Regions from separate parts of the Homo sapiens genome. Here region 1 is linked to region 2. A link is a contact called in ENCODE Hi-C or POLR2A ChIA-PET data. All regions are on one chromosome and are shown on one strand. The core of a region is the stretch at or near the end of the contact, and the rest is flanking DNA. Distances in the headings are between cores, read along the strand shown.

What was found. Hi-C counts contacts between places; a loop is a spot of excess contacts on that map. ChIA-PET counts read pairs that join two places held with the same protein, here RNA polymerase II (POLR2A). Pooled maps may share reads with other maps.
Region 1: a pooled map shows a loop between it and region 2 (2.3-fold over the local background). The contact joins the promoter of LINC01176 here to the enhancer-like site in region 2. A Hi-C loop is called at or near these places in 1 of 168 maps with a recorded cell type or tissue (OCI-LY7), 3 of 37 single-sample maps with no recorded cell type and 10 of 50 pooled maps. POLR2A ChIA-PET finds 5 or more read pairs at or near these places in 1 of 52 experiments (B cell).

What each region holds. Positions count from the first base shown.
Region 1 is chr7:30,385,013-30,392,382 of GRCh38, forward strand. LINC01176 (long intergenic non-protein coding RNA 1176) reads left to right here and starts at 5,873. Exons shown (of 3, transcript NR_108081.1): 1 at 5,873-6,023. RefSeq lists an enhancer at 6,055-6,673.
Region 2 is chr7:30,558,511-30,565,444 of GRCh38, forward strand. GARS1-DT (GARS1 divergent transcript) reads right to left here. Exons shown (of 7, transcript NR_038889.1): 4 at 5,221-5,488; 5 at 2,956-3,618. Among named protein-coding and RNA genes, the nearest start is that of GARS1-DT, 16 kb to the right of the region's middle. RefSeq lists an enhancer at 6,069-6,118. Within about 2 kb of position 4,966, at least 7 of the 41 ENCODE cell types and tissues checked have a DNase peak (open chromatin) inside an H3K27ac peak, as active enhancers do.

The sequences.
Region 1 (7,370 bases), core at 4,623-7,122, 170 kb before region 2:
AGGAGATCGAGACCATCCTGGCTAACACGGTGAAACCCTGTCTCTACTAAAAATACATAAACTTAGCCGGGTGTGCTGGCACGTGCCTGTAGTTCCAGCTACTTGGGAGGCAGAGGCAGGAGAATCGCTTGAACCCAGGAGGTGGAGGTTGCAGTGAGCCGAGATCGCGCCACTGCACTCCAGCCTGGGCGACAGAGCAAGACTCCATCTCAAAAAAAAAAAAAAAAGAAGGGGGAGAAAGAGAGCAAGGTTAATTTGGCTCATGTTTCTACAGGCTGTACAAGAAGCATGGCGCACCAGCCTCTGCAACTAGTGAGGTCTCAAGCGGCTTCCGCTCGTGGTGGAAGGTGAAGGGTAGCCTATGTGTGCAGGTATCACAGGGTGAGAGAGGAAGCAAGGAGAGGGTGTGTGTCAGGCTCTTTTAAACAGCCAGCTCTTACAGCACCTAATAATACAGGAAGAACTCACCCCTGAAGGAAGGTATTGATCTATTTATGAGGGATCCACCTTCATGACCCAAACCCACCTCCCATTAGGCCCCCACCTACAACATTGGGGGATCATATTTTAATATCAGGTTTGGGGAGACAAACCAAACCGTAGCAATGCAGCTTTATATTTTTACATATAGTAAATGATGGTGATAATATCAATGACAGGAAAGACCTCAGTTGGGCATTCTTTAATAGGAGTTGATCACCATCTTGGCTTTAAAGAATTTTCATTAACTATACTGTGCTTTCCCTTGACTGACCAACTGAGAACTCAAACCGTGTTGATTTTTGCTGGTAAGTATTTGAATTGTTAGTTGACAGTCAAGCCAGTAGCTGTTTGAAAAACCTTTCTTTGGGACAACTACAAAAGCAAAAATATAAGTACCTACAAATGCAAAGAAAAATACTACTACCTGAAATCCTACTGTATATGGATAACCACTGTTAATATTTGATGAATGTGCTTTCACTTAGTGGTCTATGCAAATGCAATTTTACGTAAATGCTGTCATACCATACGTGCTGTCTTTCAACCTGCGCCCTCAAGAGAACATCATTAATATATTTGTCATTAAATGTGGGTCTACTTCATTATTTTGATGACAGCATTAAACCACTATTGAACTATACTATTTCATATAATTTCATTAATAGTTTTTTACTATTGAAATTTTAAGTTGTTTCTAGTTTATACTCTCACCAACAGAACGTGAATTAAAGTTTCCTCATACTTGAGGCAAAACAGAGTTTTGTCACCCTTTTACCATCTTTGCTATACTATAAGCAAAAAATAAGTTTCTGTTGCATTTCTTTTATGATGACTGTAGTTGAATGTCTTTCATTAGTGTCCTGGCCATGTGTATTTCCTAGTGAATTACTTGCTTATGACTATTGCCTGTTCTTTTTTTCCTTAGTGATTTATTTTTATATATTTTTAGTGTTAGACTGTTAATATATGTTGCAAATGTGTTTCTCAGTTTGCCATTTATCTTGGAATCTTCATGGCAGTGTATTTTCTTGTGGTGTTTTTGGGTATTTTGTTGCTGTCCAATATTTTTGCCTTCTTATAAAAGTAATCACACTTTTCAATCTTTGCTGTATGTTTTTGAACTTTGTGGTCATGCTTAGAAGGATTTTACCCATCTCAAGTTTACATAAACTTTCACTTGTATTTTCTCCTGGTACTTTTATATGTGGTTCATATTTAAAAACATTTAATCCATCCATTATAACAGCAGCTTTTTAAAACTGCAGAACTTTTTATTCTGCCCAATATGTTTGAGAGATTTGTGTCTTAGCAAGTGGATTTTTGCTTTAAAGTCCCATTGAACTAGTGCTGGAATAAGAACTAATAGTGAGATACAGTTTTTTGTATTATAATATTTATGCTCTTCCTCCACATCTTCATTTGGCTGGCTCTTTCTTTGTTCAGACCTCTGCATAAATCTCACACCTCAGAAAGGCCGCCTGTGGCCACCCCATCTTTATAAAATAGCCTCTCTCTGATCATTCTGTCTAAAGAAGAAGACCACCCCCATTGTTCTGCATCCTGTTCCCTGTTAAACTTCTTAGCACTTAGCACTGCCTACCTCATCATGTTTGTTTCCTTGTTTATCTTATCTCCCTTCTCCCACTAGAATGAGGACTCGATGAAAGCGAGATTTTTTTCTGTCTTGTTCATTGCAGTATCCCAGAACCCAGAAAAGATTCTGACACAAAATAGTCATCTATAAATATTTAAGTCAATGACTGAATATTTAGAAAATTATTGTGGTATTTTTTCAGAGTGTTAACTTCTTTTGAAGTGTTGTGTGAAAGACATCCATTAGTATCTCTGAAATTATGAATTAAAAAGAAGGCAATAGGCTGGGCGCAGTGGCTCATGCCTGTAATCTCAGTACTTTGGGAGGTAGGAGGATCACTTGAGCCCAGGAGTGCAAAAGCAGCCTGAGCAACATAGTGAGACCCCATCCCTATAAAAAATTTAAAAATTAGCCAGGCATTGGTGGGGCATGCCTGTAGTCCCAGCTATTCTGGAGGCTGAGATGGGAGGATCACTTGAACCCAGGAGGTTGAGGCTGCAGTGAGTCATGATTGCGCCACTGCACTCCAGCCTGGGCAGCAGAGGAAGATCTTGTCTCGAAAAAAAGGCAGTAGGCGAATATAATTCAATATAAAATAAAACTTTGTGGAGTCATCTAATGCCAGGGACATAGGTGGACCGCACCTAATGATGATGAAAATAAGACTATTAATGAAGCAGTTCACATCAGCCTTTTGATACTATGCTTTTATCAAGTTTGTGTAAATGAGATTATGCAAATAATAGTGATGGCTCTCACTTTGGAGCACTTATCTGAGGTCAGGAGTTCGAGACCAGCCTGGCCAGCATGGCAAAACCCCGTCTCTACTAAAAATACAAAAATTAGCTGGGTGTGGTGGTGCACACCTGTAATCCCAGCTACTCAGGAGGCTGGGGCAGCAGAATCGCTTGAACCTGGGAGGCAGAGTTTGCAGTGAGCGGAGATGATGCCACTGTACTGCAACCTGGGACAGAGTGAGACTCCATCTGCAAAAAAAAAAAAAAAAAAAAAAAAAAAAAAAAAAAAAAAAGAAGCAAAATCTGAATTTCACTCATCTTGAGTATGAACTGGCCCTAGTAACTTGTTTCTAACTAACAGAATGCAACAGAAGTGATGCTGTATGACTTCCAGGGCTTAGTTAGAATAGGTAATACAGCTTCTAACTGGCTTTCTCTCAGGAAGGTTCTCCGTGGAACCAAGGTTCTATGCTGTGTGAGAAAGCCCTGGCCACGTCAACCACCAAACATGTGAGTGAGGAAGCCTTCTAGATGATTCCACCCTAACCACCATCTGGCTAGAGCTGGATGAGAGACCTGAGGGAGAGCTGCCTAGCTGAGTCCAGTCAATCCCCAGAATTGTGAGAGAAGATGATATATGATTGTTGTTTCATCTCACTAAGTTTGGGATGGTTTGTTACACAGCGGTTGATAACTAGACCAGAGACCTTTCCTAGAAACGCTGGAGAACACGTGCCAGGATGGTCCTGGACATCTCCATTGTTTGCTGCTTGCTTCTCTACTGTGCCCATTGCCTGTGCTTTCACCAAACCCCCTATTAACCAGACATTGTCAGCTACCAGAAGTTTCCTGTCTTAGGATCTTGACACTTTTGAGACTCTTTGAAGTTACGAGACATGATGGACTTACTATCAAAAACTTGGCAAGCACAGTTACATCAGCAAGTGTTACTTTGTTCAAGTAAGAGGGGAAATAGTGCAGCATGGCAGTTAACCCTGTGCTCTCTAAGCTTTTACTGAATTTCAGTGGGTCATTCTAGAGACTTGGTAGCCACATGCGTGTCAGTTTGTTGATATTCAGTATTGATTATTCTCATAGGAGCTGTATATAATTGTTTTGAGCTTAAAACAAAGAAAATGATTAGTTTATGGTTCTAATCTTTTGGATTTTTTTTTTTTTTTTTAGACGGTGTTTCACTTTTGTCGCCCAGGCTGGAATGCAGTGGCGCGATCTCGGCTTACTGCAACCTCCACCTCCCGGGTTCAAGCGATTCTCCATCCTCAGCCTCCTGAGTAGCTGGGATTACAGGCGCCCGCCACCACACCAGGCTAATTTTTGTATTTTTAGAAGAGACAGGGTTTCACCACATTGGCCAGGCTGGTTTTGAACTCCTGACCTCAGGTGATCCACCCCCCTCGGCCTCCCAAAGTGCTGGGATTACAGGCGTGAGCCACCACGCCTGGCCTTGGATGTTTTAAAGTAAAATTTTCCCCACTGCAAAATAATAGATATGTGTTGTAGGAACTTTTGGAAACACAAGGCACAAAGGAAAAAATACCTTCATATTTCTCCTTTTCCCATCTCCCCAGAGACTTTTTTCTCCTTATTTGTTGGCATATGTCTTTCCATACTCTTCAATGCATATATATTCACAGGATAACATTATATGTGGTATTTTAGAACCACATTTCTAACATTCCATTTATCATGTTTTGTATTTGCATAGTATTCCATTTCGTAGTTGTACCATAATATCTTTAGACAATGCTTGTGGTCAAATAATTTCCCCCAATATTTTACTGTTACAAAAAATGTTTCGATGAACATTTTGGTCTAAAGTTGATGGATCAAGGAATATAGGGGTCATTATAAGTTAACAAATACAGCGTCAGATCATGGTACTACTCTGCTGAAAATCCCCCTTGGCTCCCATCTTACTCAGAGCCAAAGCTAAGGTCTTTACCATGACCTAAAATACCCTCAGCCATCCGGAGTGTGCATGTATGCATACACACAGACATGTACATGCCACTCACTCCTGCCTCTCTAGCTCATCTTCTCCTGCTCACCCCTGACTTGTTCCCCTGAAGCTATTCCTGGAATACACCAGGCAAGCAAGCCCCTGTGTCAGGGCCTTGGCACTTCTTCCTTCTGCCTATAACAATTCCTCCAAGTATCCACAGGCTTCCTCTTTCACTTCCTTTGTTGCGTTGGCTCAGATATCGCCTTATCTGAGTGCCCTTCCTTAACTATACAATACAAAATAAGTTCATGAATCTGCCCTCACCCCTACATTCCCTGTTTCCTTTACCTTGTTCTATTTTTCTATAACATTTACCTGACAAATCTTATGTTTGTTTATTGTCACTCTTCTTCCAGAATGTAAGCACTGTGAAGTCAAGGACTTTGTTAGTTTTGATCACTATTGTATCCATGGGTTCTAAAGCACTGCCTGGCACATAGTTGGCACTCAGTAAGCTAAGAAATAATAAGACTAACATATTGGGATTGTGGCAAGGAGGTAAGTATACTCCACTTTTTCAAGGGGATTATAAAGGGCATCATTTTTAGGTGGGAGATATTGGACATAGGAGTTTGTGAACCAAGAGACAGAGAAAGATGTTACTTGGAGATATGGAGGTTATAAGTATCAGAAGATTAGAAGTTCCGGGGATGTTTTAAAGTAAAATTTTTCCCATTGCAAAATAATAGATATCTGTTGTAGGAACGTTTAGAAATACAACTAAAGCACTTTTTGCTTTACTTGGAGTGGGTGGGACTGGAATTGGGAGGAGGGGCCATGGAGAGGCTGCTTTTTTTCATTGTGCATCTTTCTGTAAGACGTGAATTTATACCATGTACACCAATTACTTAAATAATAAGAGCATGTTTGGACTTCCAGTTTCTGGTGATGGCTGGTTATGAAAACTTGAAGAAACAAAATAATGGCTTTTTTTAAGTGAAGAACTAAAAAAACATTGAACTTCCAGGCCAGTTTTTGGATAAAAGTCTATAACCAGGGAGGGAAATGGAATACTGGAACAAAAAGCTGCCTGTGCTGAGACAGCAGTTGCTGATACCACAAACACTTGTCTGCTGTTTCTGTGGCCTGGCTGAGCCAAGAAAACATGTTAAAGCACAGAGCCCACGCAAGACAGTGTGCTTGCAGGAGACCCTACCAACAGGAATCGGATAACAAGGAGCTAAAGGTAAGGAGGAGTCAGAGCTGAACCCAGTGCCCTCTTCCCAGCAGTTGTAATGAACTGTGGCTACCTTGGTGCTCTTGGAGCAGGGAGGAAAAGAAATAGAAAATACAATTTCCCTGGAAGGCCTGTGCATATCTGCTTCCCTGAAGATTAGCTTCTCAAATATACATAGCTGGTTGGGCCAAGGATTCTCAAAATCTGAATTCGGCAGAAGCACAGCAAGATCTCTCTGGAAGAGGGCTCATCTCAAGCGTCAGGAGACTCCCGTTAAATACTTATTCAAGAATAATGTGTGGCAAGCGATAAAGATTACAAGTTACCCAAGCAACTTGAATATGAATGAGAATAGAAAATCACAGAAGCCCAGCTTCTTCCACTTAGCATAATCATTTGAGTCATCCATGTTGTCATGTGTATTCAGCAGCTTGGTCCTTTTAATTGCTGAGTGGCAATCCATAGTTTACTCATCCATTTACTAGTGGAAGATTTGTGTTGGTTCCAGTTTTTAGTGACAGTGGTTAAGCTGCTGTTAACATTCACCTAGAAGTTTTTTTGTTTTGTTTTGTTTTGTTTTTGAGACAGAGTCTCGCTCTGTCGCCAGGCTGGAGTGCAGTGGTCCGATCTTGGCTCACTGCAACCTCCGCCTCCCAGGTTCAAGTGATTCTCCTGCCTCAGCCTCCCTAGTAGCTGGGATTACAGGCACATGCCACCACGCCCAGCTAATTTTTGCATTTTTAGTAGAGACTGGGTTTCACCATGTTGGCCAGGATGGTCTTGATCTCTTGACCTCATGATCCGCCTGCCTCTGTCCCGCAAAGTGCTGGGATTACAGGCGTCAGCCACTGCGCCCGGCCTCACCTAGAAGTTTTTATGTGAATCAAAGATTTTGTTTCTCTTGAGTACATTCCTAGGAGTGGGATAGCTAGTTATATGATAAATATGTATATATACTTAGTAGGAAATTGCCAAACAGGTTTGCAAACTGGTGGTGCCACTTTGCATTCCCACCAAAAATGTATGAAAATTCCAGGTGATTGGCATCCTCACCAGAATTTGATATTGTCTGCAGTTTTGATGTTTTTGCTATTTTTTTGTTTTGACTTGGGTATACGGTGCATTTCATTGTGTTTTTCATTTTCATTCTCCCAATGCAAATGATGTTGTGTATTTTTTCATATTCTTCTTTGCTACAGGTATATTTTCTTTAGTGAAGTGTCTATTCAACCCTTTGGCACATTTTTGAAAAACTGGATTGTATGTTTTCTTACTGAATCTTGAGAATTCTTTGTATATTCTTGATACAAATCCTTTATCAAAAATATGGTTTTGGCCAGGTGTGGTGGCTCACGC
Region 2 (6,934 bases), core at 3,716-6,215:
TGTTTCTTTACTAATTTCTGGGATAGCACCTCTCCTGGTACAGGGGAAGGAAGGAAGACTTCCTTCCCAGAGACTTCTCAGAGTTTTTTACTGGATTCTTCTCCTCTTCCTGATCTAATCGAAGGTTGGATTCTCCCAGGTCTCCTTCCATGGACCTCTTCTCTTTCCTCTCTTCACTTTTTCTCATAGTATCTTCCATCATTCCCTTGGCTTTCATGGACAGGGTGATGATCTCCAGATTTGTATCCCAGACCCTGAGGTCTTCCCTGAGCTTTAGACTCACAGACCCAACTGTCTACTCAGCTTGGCATCAGCATCCATCCTGCTGGATTCTGCAGATCCTGCTGCCCAGATGCCACAGTGTGGTCTGTTTGGGTACAGACTAGCCATCTCAAACCTAATGTATTCAAAGCTAAATTACTGATTTGTCGTTCCTGGTTTGTTTCCTCTACAGTCTTCCCCATCTCAGGAAGCAGCAGCACCATTCACCTCGTTGCTTGGTTGAACAGGGGGAGTCTTCCTTGACCCCTCTCTCTCAGATAATTTCTCAGTAAGTCCTGTTGGCTCTGGCCTAGCACAGTGGCTCAGGCCTGTAATTCCAATGCTTTGGAAGGCCAGGGCAGGCAGAAGGCTTGAGCCCAGAAGTTCAAGACCAGCCTGGGTAACATGGTGAGACCCATATCTCCATAAATACAAAAATTAGCTGGGTGTGGTGGCATGCACCCATAGTCCCAGCTGCTTGGGAGGCTGAGAGGTGGGAGGATACCTTGATCCAGGAGGTCAAGGCTGCAGTGAGCCATGATTGCACCAGTGCACTACAGCCTGGGCAACAAGCGAGACCCAGTCTAAAAAAAAAAGTCCTGTTAGCTCTAACTTGATCACTCTCTAATCTGCCCCACCAAGATCTCTGAGGGCCGAGCCACCCTCCTGTCTGGTCTGGGCTACTCCTGTAGCCTCCTAACTGGCTGCCCCTCACCTCTACTTCTGCCCCCTGCTTTTTTCCTCCACACTTCAGCCAACGGGATGATTCTAAAATGCGGGTCAGATCACACCACCCCTCCTCAAAACCCTCCAACTGCTTCCCATCCACACTTACAGGAAAATCTAAAGAACTCAATGTGACTTACACAGCCCTGTATGTTCTGGCCCCTGCCTCTCTCTCCAGCCTCATTTACTACTTTTCCCTCTCCTTCACCACATTCCAGAGGCCCTGGCTTCTTTCCTGTTTCCAGGACACGCCAAACACAGTCCTGCCTCAGGGCAGTTTGCTGTCTGGAAGAGCCTTGCCCAGGCCTCAGTAAGGTTCTATGCTCACTGCATTCAGCTCTCTGCTCTTCTGAGGGGTCCTCATGACAATCACAAACAAAACAGCACCGCTTCACTCGCTGCACTCAAACATTGCTTCACGTTTCCATAGTGCTCATCACCGCTTGCCAGTACATTGTATTAAATAGTTCTGAGTTTTTTTTTTTTTTTTCTTTTGAGATGGAGTCTCACTCTGTTGCCCAGGCTGGAGTGCAGCGGTGCAATCTCGGCTCACTGCTACTTCTGCCTCCCGGGTTCAAGCAATTCTCCAGCCTCAGCCTCCCGAGTAGTTGGGACTATAGGCAACCGCCACCATGCCCAGCTAATTTTTTGTATTTTTAGTAGAGACGGGGTTTCACCATGTTAGCCAGGATGGTCTCAATCTCCTGACCTCAAGATCTTCCTGCCTCGGCCTCCCAAAGTGCTGGGATTACAGGTGTGAGCCACCACACCCGGCCCAGGGTTGTTTTTGAGATGGGATCTGTCACTCAGGTTGAAGTCCAGTGTCACAACCTCAGCTCACTGCAACCTCTGCCTCCCAGGCTCAAGAGATCCTTCCACCTCAGCCTCCCAAGTTGCTGAGACCACAGGCATGTGCTACCACACCTGGTTAATTTTTTATGTTTTTGTTAGAGATGGGATTGTTGCCCAGGCTGGTCTTGAACTCCTGAGCTCAGGTGATCCACCTGCCTTGACCTCCCAAAGTGCTGGGATTACAGGTGTGAGCCACCATGCCCAGCCTAAACACTTTCATTTGTCTTTCTCTCCTCTAAAATATAAACTCCCTAAAGTGATGACTTTGTCTTACTCACTACTCTATTCTCAATATGTGGCACAGTGCCTGAAAAATAGCATGCGCTCAATAAATAATTGTTGAATGAATGAATGAATGGAGACATGGTCCTATTTTGGCCTGTGATTCAATGTTTCCAAATTCCTGACAGATTTTAATCTTTGGGAATTAGGAATGAGAAACCAAAATGTATAGGCAGTCCAGGGAATTTCTGAACTCCTAAGTTAGGTACAGGTTGCCTCATATATGTTCATTTCTTTAAAAAATGAAACTATTTTGTCTGCTTTACAAAGAACTGTAGGCAGCCAGGAATCGTGGCTCACACCTGTAACCCCAGCACTGTGTGTGGGAGGCCGAGACAGGCTGATCACCTGAGGTCAGGAGTTCAAGACCAGCCTGGCCAATATGATGAAACCACGTCTCTACCAAAAATACAAAAATTAGCTGGGCGTGGTAGCACGTGCCTGTAATCCCAGCTTCTAGGGAGGCCGAGGCAGGAGAACTGCTTGAACCTGGGAGGGGGAGGTTGCAGTGAGCCAAGATCACGCCACTGCACTCTAGCCTAGGCAACAGAGCAAGACTCCATCTCAAATAAACAAACAAACAACTGTAGGCTATAGTAAAGATGCCAACAGTGGAAAATGCCAGTGAACATTATCAGATTGTATTAGAATAACAACATTGGGATCTTCTAGCAAGATTAACTACTACATGGAATTATGTGTCAAAGTTGCCAATTTAAGGACTTATTTTGCCTTCAAAACTTGTTATTTCTGGAACATCACTCATAGGATTTGTATAAAGTATAATGTGCATACAGACTTATTAGTATTTATTTGATTTGCCAGAAAACTCACTGTTAGAAGCAGTCATGCCAGGAACACACTCATAACGTGCAGCAGCTACAGGCCAGGCTGGCTGATGAGAGGCTGAAAGCGTCTCCTCTGTGCCCTTCCGGGAGTGGTTCCCAGAAATGTCGGTCTTAGCCTCTGACCCAGTGTCAGCGTGCTGTTCTCTTGCTCCTCCCCGATGTCAGTGGATTCATTTTTATCAAAAATGTCTTGATGTTTATTGTTAAGCTTGAATTCCCACACAATTTTAGCACTTCCCCCATTTTCTTGGTGTCTCAAGTGATTTTTCTTGGGACTCAGAGTTCAGAGAAACATGCATTTCCAGAAAAAAGCTGGGAAGGGACTCTTGCATGGGAACACTGTCTAAAAGCACTTTCACCTTGGTTTCTGGAAACAGGCACATTGCAAGCTACAGTTTAGGACCTGATGCCACTTTGAAGGTGTGTCAGCTGGACACAGAAAACGAGGTTACGGAAACAATGGTCCCAGCACAGCTCACTCTCCACCACGCTGCGCTCTCTCTCCTTAGTCTTGTGGGGCTGGAGGCACAGTGGCTTAGAAGTGGGGTGACCTGGTTGTGATCAAAAGGCTCCTCCCTCTGTTCACCATCCATGGAAAATGTGCCTCATCTTGCACCACACACCAGTGGAAAAGGGAATTTTAGGAAAACTAGGACAAACAAAAGTTGAATAGTTAGAGCAGAGCCTCTAGTATGGGAAGAACAGTGCTTAAAAATTACAGAAATTGCAAAGTATAAAATAAATAGAACACACTATATGAAATGTAAAACTCTCATGCATCGTTTTCTAAAGAACAGTATCAAAAAGCAAACAATATGACTTCCTTGTTAGAAAACAATTTGGAAAAATGGGTCTTTTTTGCATTTTTGATACAATTTGCTTCAGTAATGCCACTGATCGCAATTTATTCTAAGGACGTGATTCTAAATGCACAAAAGGAGATTTATACATATGGATGTTGATTCAACTCTTCCCTCTCTCCACCCAGAGCAACCAGGCATGAGCTCATCCTCAAAGCTGGGCACACGGGGCCACTGTCCCAGGATGCTGGGTGCTTGGCCCTGTAAAGGATGAGGAAAGGAACAGCTTTTCATTGCAGACAGTGGGGTCCGATAAGGCTGTTCTGGCCACTAGATGGTGGTTGTGTTTATCGAAGACTACTGGATGCCTGCCAAATATCTGTGTTAGTCCATTTTCACACTGCTATAAAGAAATACCCAAGACTGGGTCACTTATAAAAGAAAGAGGTTTCATTGACTCACAGTTCCGCATGGCTGGGGAGGCCTCCGGAAACTTACAATTATAAGGTCATGCTTTGGCAGGAGAAAGAGAAGCAAGTACCTTCTTCACAAGGAAGCAGGAAAGAGAGAGGGTGCACAAAGGGGAAAGAGCCCCTTATAAAACCATCAGATCTCGTGAGAAACCCCTCACTATTATGAGAACAGCATGGGGCAAACCACCCCCATGATCCAATCACCTCCCACCAAGCCCCTCCCTTGACATGTGGGGATTACAATTGAGATATTGAGCTTGGAACGCAGGAGGCGATGCTTCTGCCCTCTTGACTCTGGTTAGAATGTGCATCAGGTGAATCCTGTTTAGTCCTGGTTGCTGAACCACAGAGGGAGTTGAACATACTGGAGCTTATCCAGGCAATATGACCGTCAGGAAACTGCATCACTGAGGAAGTTCTGAGGGAGTTGGAACTAGACAGTTTAAAGCGACGGCCGGACAAGCTAGTGTCTCCTAGGAGCCAATGGCTAAGGGCAGAGGGAGCAGAGGGGTTCTGTATGGCCCTGGAGTGCAGAGCAAGTATCGGTGAACCGAAGTTACAGGGAGGCAGATGTTTGTCTAAGACAAAGAATCTTCTCGGGGTCAGAGCTGTCCGTGTGGACCGGAAGCCTGGGGAGGGAGTGAACAGCACAACCTGAGAGAAGTTTGAGAGGAGGCTGAGGAGTTCCTCTGCTCCCCCAGGAAGTGTGGAGCAGAAACCACATCTCAGATGCCCGCAGGAGCCAGGTGAGTCATCAGGAGGAGTGGTACAGCTACAGGCACACACATTAGAAATTAAAACCAACAGCAGCATCAATAAATACTGTGCAGTCCAAGCAAAACCTGCTGTGGAGGTGGGATTCAGTGACGCCCAAACTCTGCCGTGGAAAGTGGACGGGGGAGTGTATTGGTTTCTTGGGGCTGCCGTAAGAAACAACCACAACTGGGGGGCCTAAACCACAGAAACTCACCGACTCACCGTTCTGGAGGCTGGAAGACCAAGATCAAAGTGTTGGCCGAGCCATGCTCCTGCTGAAGCCGCTGGGGGAGGCTCCGTGTAGTTTCTGGGAGCCCCAGGCATTTGTGGCGTGTGGCAGCATCTCTCCGATCTCTGCCTCCATCTTCACACGGCGGTCTCTGCTCTGTGTGTGTCCAGATTTCCCTCTTCTTAATAAGGACGCTTGTCCCACTGGGTTCAGAGTCCACCCTACTCCAGCATGAGCTCATCTTCATTTAATTAAATGCATCTGCAATGACCTTTCCTGAATTAGGTCATACCCTGGGGTGACTTTCTCTTTTTGGGGGACACAATTCAGTTCCTAACAGGGAGTCTGAAGTCCACCCTGCTGGACACTTGTCAGCCTGGAACAACACCTCGCTTTGGAGGGGCTTTTGGCTTATGCGTGGGTTTTTGCCTGTCTCATATTCCTTGCTTGAGTAAGCTTCCTCCTTCCCACCAAACTGCGAGGTCCCAGCACCATTTAGTGGCTGAACCACCTTCTCTCTGCAGAAGAGGAATAGGGCATCTGGGATGCCGTAAGTAAGAGCTGAGAGGGGCTTGGAGGACCTCTCTGAGGTCCCTCTCCGGGGGCGGGACCTCTTCTGCTTGGAACCCTCTGGCTCAGAGGCAGGCACTGAAGGCTTCTGGAGGCAGAACCTGTGCATAGCTCCCACACAGCCCTGGCCTTGCTCAGCTGTTGATTTGTGGGTAGCTGCTGCCCTCTGCTGGACAGAGTGAAACGTGCTCTCCTTCCATTTCCTAGGACTCTTGTCTCCCTATCACAAGTTCCATTTCCTTCCTAGGACTCTTGTCTCCCTATCACCAGTTCCATTTCCTTCCTAGGACTCCTGTCTCCCTATCACAAGTTCACAAACTCACAGAGCAGAAAAGGGCCAGAAGGTCGGCAGGCCCAGCCCCATTATTCAGAGGCGGATACTGAGGCCAGAGAGGGGAAAGGCCTTGTTTAAGGTCACACAGATAGTTAGAGTAGGAGCTGGGACTAGAAATGGGTGGCCCTCCCTCAGCAGGGTCTGGAGGTGTGGGGTCCTGGAGGAGAAAGAGAAGGCACCTTACTCCTAGTAGAGACACCAGAAGGCTGGTGGGCAGTGTAACCAGGACCACCAGGTCAGCCCACCCACGTAGGAAAATCCCCTATCAGGCTGTGTGAGTGATCCCAGCTTTGCCTAACTCCACAATCCTAAAAAGTCACCTATAAACAGAATCTTTGTCAGTCAGATTATTTTCCCCTCTACCACCTTCTGTGTCCCAGATGCAGTTTTTGTGGCTGTTACCAATTTCATCATACAAGGCCCAGGGAGAGTATAGTAGGGCAAGCGCATTGCTCTAACAAATAGACCCCAAATGTATAATAACTCAAAGAAAAGGGAAGTTTACTTTTTGCTCGTTAATAGTTCAGTGAGCCTAGCAGAAAAGGGAGGGGAATGGCCGGGCGCCGTAGCTAAAGCCTGTAATCCCAGCACTTTGGGAGGCCGAGGCAGGTGGATCATGAAGTCAGGAAATCGAGACCATCCTGGCTAACACGGTGAAACCTCGTCTCTACTAAAAATACAAAAAATTAGCTGGACATGGTGGCAGGCCCCTATAGTCCGGGCTACTCGGGAGGCTGAGGCAGGAGAATGGCGTGAACCCGGGAGGCGGGGCTTGCAGTGAGCCGAGATCGCGCCACTGCACT